Regions from separate parts of the Homo sapiens genome. Here region 2 is linked to region 1. Evidence: chromatin loops called from intact Hi-C (ENCODE). Cell type or tissue: A673. All regions are shown on one strand.

Region 1 (2,500 bases):
GCACAGTGTGTGGCTGAACAAGCTAAATGGTATTAGGTTTACAGGAGGGTTTACTTTTCTCAGTTACCATATTCAAAAAGCAAGGACACATGCATTTAAAATTAGTCCACAAGTGAGTTACTTGTTTAGTTAATAACCTGCCATGTTTCAAAAGCATTTGTGATGTCTAGTCTGCAAGTATATCTATTATTTGAAGGCCTTTGGACTGCTTGGAATGATAGGTGCTATATAAATAAAAAGCAATATTATTGAATTTATCACTCTCATTCTTAGAGAATAAGTTTAAAGACCCCTATCAGCAGGCAAACATGAAAACTGTGGCTGGGATTAGCCTCATTATGATCCCCAAAGTACTACAGGAATTATTAAATGATCATTATAGTTGAAGGCTGATGAATTAGTGTCAAGATTTTAGATTTTCTGTTGATTTTAAAAAACAGATCCCCTGCTCCTTTATATCAAGCAGTGGTTGATTTGTTTCCAGATTACTCTTCCTTAATACACAATCAGATATATTATAGATGAGAATGTTGAGTTTCAGGATCTCACAGTGGCTTATGTATGGTGTATATTGTAAAGCCTCCACAAAGGTAGGCTTTCGTGGCTATTCAGAGCCATGTTATTACCCCAATGTACTATAGTGTTTAGCTCATAGAGTTTCCCAGGTGGCACTGTTGGCTGGATTCCCATAACTGCCATCTGTAAAAACATAGGAAACACAAATAATGGTAGAGATAGTTTCACTTGAATACTTGCTCCTGTCCGTGGATTCAAGAGACTACACTGGCATAGCACCAAACTGCTTACTTATCAAAGCTGCTCTCTATCCTGAAATTGCTACAATTGATCTTTAACCCATTGAACACCAACATTTGGGTCATGTTTATCATAAATATTGCCTCACTACATAAACATTGCGTTGGCAGTTCAGACTAATTTGGGCCCTTTTGCTGCTGAGCCTTAGATTTGGCTGCCTCAGGGCTCCCTCTGGAGGTCGGCAGAGTCCAAGGTCAGTTAATATTAAAATAGCCTTGGCCTTGGCACAAGATAAACCCATGTCTTTTCATCCAGTGCCCACAAGAATGGGGTCCTGTATTTGTGAGCTTAGAAGATGATTGTCTGTATCTGAGGTTGGAGGAAAGTTACCTGATTATCCTCCTGTAAGTGAAATGTGATTACTGCTATGTGCTGGTATTTAACTTTCTGAAGTTTTACATTTTTCTATCTTTATTGAAGTGTTTTAGCTACAGTGAAAACAAAACGAAATAAAACCATAGGTCAGAAAAATGCCAGATTTTATTTTATTTGTTTGTTTTAGTGACAAGGAAACCTAGAGTAAGGTGGTTCTGGTTCTATAATGACCACCCTCTGGGTAGGAACAGATGATCCCACAGAGTCTGAATTCCATCTAGAAGTGTTTGAAGCACCTGGGAATTGGAATCAATGGGTTTACAGCACAACTTAACTCTTTGAAGGTAAATATGCACTAACTGGGATCAGTTTCAAAATAAAGCAAATTAGCTTGCACCAAATCAAAATTTTACTACTTCATTTGAATTGGCATTTACAGGAATAAAATAATAGCAAACCATGTTTCTCACTCCCTTCCTCATAATTTCTTCTTTCCTTTTTAGTTGGTTTATTGGTTATTTGCTTCTTTCTTTTCTTCCTTCCTTCTTTCCTTTTTTCTTTGCATTTCTTCTTTCACTGATTTTCTTTTATATTAATTAGGCGGACTATAATGTAATTTTGATGTATTAAAAATAAAATTATTCTATATCTGAGATTTGCTTCAAAATAGCCTAGGAGAGTGAGATTTGGGGAGATAGAGATGAAATAAATTTGGCCATAAACAGATAATTATTAAAACTGAGTCATGAGTGCATGGGGATTTATAATGCTTTCATGTCTAATTTTGCATATTTTTACAATTTTTGTGATAAAGCACTTTAAAATATAATTACTTTTAGTGAACCTGATTGAAAGGGTACAAGGAACAGGCAATGTGCTAGATTTATCAGAGTGTGTACAGAAACTCTTTATTTTTTTCCTAATTTTTTACTTTTTACATTATACAATTCACACACAAAATATTTTGAAATGTTAACATTCAAATTAGTGTGGCAGTACTACATGAATACGATTTATAAACATACAAACAAACCCACATCGGGGTATATTCTCAAGCATTTGTTGTTGCTAGGGGTGCATGACCATCAAGTTCAGAGACCTCCATGAGAGAGGAAGAAGGCTGAACCTTATGGGAGGATGATGCACTCATTTAAAGAAAACCAAACCGTCATTTTACTTCTTCCTTCTCAACTGTGTAGCTATTCTTTTCTACATCCTTCTTCTAATTTTATTAGTACTTTATCAGTTTTACTTCTAAAATAAAATTGGGTTGTGTCTTACCCAGTTTAGGCTGCTATAGAAGATTATAATAGACAAGGTGGCTTATAAGCAACAGAAATTTATTTCTCACAGCTATGGAGGCTGGCAA
Region 2 (2,500 bases), 230 kb before region 1:
AGACCAAGAGATACCTATACAGTTGCTATGTGTGCTCTTGCTAAGGAAGCACTGCTGTTTGTAGTTCTCTCAGTGGATAGAGCTAGGACATGTATACAAGCAGATGTGCATATAGATATTCCATACATAAATCTCTATGTCTCTATCTCCATGTCTTTACTATTGTGAATAGTGCTAAAATGAACATGCAAGAACTAGTGTCTTTTTGGTAGAATTATTCATTTTATTTTGGGTATATAACTAGTAATGGGATGGCTGGGTTGAACAGTAGTTCTATTTTTAGTTCTTCGAGAAATCTCTTTCTCGAAGAGAAACTGTTTTCCACAGAAGCTGAAGTAATTTACGTTCCCACCAACAGTATATAAGCGTTCCCATTTCTCCATGGCCTTGCCAACATCTACTATTTTAGAGCTTTTAATAATAGCCATTCTGACTGGTATGAAATGGTATTTCATTGTAGTTTTGATTCACATTTCCCTGATGATTAGTGATGTTGAGCATTTTGTCATGTTTGCTGGCTGCTTGCATGTCTTCTTATGAGAAGGGTCTGTTCATGTCCTTTCCCACTTTTTAATTGGGTTGTTTTGATCTCGTTGAGTTCCTTATAGCTTCTGAATATTAGTCCTTTGTCAAAGGCATAGTTAGCAAATATTTTCTCCCAATCCATAGGTTGTCTGTTTACTCTGTTGATAGTTTCTTTAGCCGTGTAGAAACTCTTTGGTTTAATTAGGCCCCACTTGTCAATTCTTGTTATTGTTACCATTGCTTTTGAGGACTTAGTCATAAATTCTTTTGCTTTGTTCATTAGAAAAATTGTTTTCTTTATTTTTGTCTGACTGGGTTGATTCAAAGGATCCATCTTTGAGCTCTTAAATTAGTTCCTCTGTTCAGAATAGTCTGTTGTTAAGGCTTCCAAATATGTTTTGAAATTTCTGTAGTGGTTTTCTCTATTCCAGAAGTTCAATTTTGTTCTTTCTTCTAGCTATGACGTCTTTCATATATTGGGTCAGTTTTCTGGCTTCCATGGATTGAATTTCAACCTTCTTTTGGATCTTGTTGAACTTTCCTATCCAGATTCTGAATTCTGTGTCTATCTTTTCAGACATTTCAATCTGGTTAGGATTCATTGCTAGGGAGCTAGTGCAATTCTTTGGAGATAATGAAACATTCTGACTTTTTGAATTGCCAGAGTTCTTGCACTGGTTCCTTATCATCTGAGGGACCTGGGATTTCATTTTCTTTTTGAATTTGGATGGGTCTTTTTGTTTTCCTATTCTTTTTTCCCTTGAGGGTTTGACTGCTGTTAATGTTGTGTTTAGTTGGTTGGCTTCTTTGCTGGGTGCTCTCAGAGGGCTGAGGCTCTGAATGGGTTCCTAGGTTGTAGATGGTTTCCTGCTGTGGGTTTCAGAGGCATTGCATTGTTTGGTGGTGTAACTCAAGCTGCAATCCAGTAGATGGCACTTAATGTAAGGCCCACAGATAGGCTCTTCCTCAGCCAGGTGCCCCTTTTGTTTTACAGTACGTATGCAACAGTGCCCTGGAGAAGAGAGGCAGGGGCGAGAATTGATATCTTTTCTGAGTCTGCTCCCAGGCCTTGGTGACATATCCTTCAACTACAGGCACTGCACCCACATTTCCTTTGCATCAAGGGGGACTTTGGAATTCCCTCATACCTTATACCTTAGGGCCAGTCCCAGCTGAGGGTTAAATCACCAGGAGACCCACAACACCCCGGTGATATACCAATCCCCTGTGCTTGTAAGAGTCAGAGTGGGCTGTGGAATGTGTCTGGCTGGTGATGCAGTAGGTCAAGTGTGTGGAGTCTAAGTCCCTAGGCAGGACAAACTGCTTTCCACAGGGACTGAAGTAATTTACATCCCCACCAACAGTGTATAAGCTTCCCATTTCTCCATAGCCTGATCAACATCTGTTATTTTTAGACTTTTTAGTAATAGCCATTCTGACTGGTATAAGATAGTATCTCATTGTAGTTTTCGTTTGCATTTCTCTGATAATTAATGATGAGCAATTTTTCATATGTTTGTTGACTGTTTGTATGTTTTCTTTTGAGAAGGTCTGTTCATGTCATTTGCCTAATTTTTAATGAGGTTATTTGTCTTTTTCTTGTTGATTTGTTTAAATTCCTTGTAGATTGTGAACATTAGCCCTTGGTCAGATGAATCATTTACAAATATTTTCTTCCATTCTGTAGGTTGTTTGTTTACTCTGTTGATAGTTTTTTGTTGTTGTTGTTTTGTTTTGGGTTTTTTTGCTGTGCAGAAGCGCTTTAGTTTAATTAGGTCTCATTTGTCAATTTCTGTTTTTATTGCATTTGATTTTGAGGACATGGTCATAAATTCTTTGCCTAGGCCAATGTCCAGAAGTTTTATCTAGGTTTTTATCTAGGATTTTTATAGTCATAGATCTTATATTGAGCATTTTATCCATCTTTAGTTAATTTTTATACATAGAAAGAAGTAGGTGTCCAGTTTCATTCTTC

The links. Hi-C counts contacts between places; a loop is a spot of excess contacts. Peaks named below come from ENCODE experiments on the same cell type or tissue, not always from the same donor. Only the 100,000 strongest peaks of a DNase experiment are listed, where the experiment ranks them.
Region 2: it touches region 1 in a loop (6-fold over the local background); 24 of 110 quality-filtered maps call a loop at or near these places.

The regions. Positions count from the first base shown.
Region 1 is chr5:36,304,932-36,307,431 of GRCh38, forward strand. The region is part of intron 1 of LOC124900962 (a long non-coding RNA gene); the gene reads left to right. Among named protein-coding and RNA genes, the nearest start is that of RANBP3L, 4.3 kb to the left of the region's middle. In A673, a CTCF peak has its summit at 984 (motif pointing left); a DNase peak (open chromatin) is centred at 990.
Region 2 is chr5:36,072,314-36,074,813 of GRCh38, forward strand. No RefSeq gene overlaps it. Among named protein-coding and RNA genes, the nearest start is that of UGT3A2, 6.7 kb to the left of the region's middle. In A673, a CTCF peak has its summit at 1,440 (motif pointing right); a DNase peak (open chromatin) is centred at 1,468; H3K4me3 peaks cover 550 bases; H3K27ac peaks cover 2,341 bases.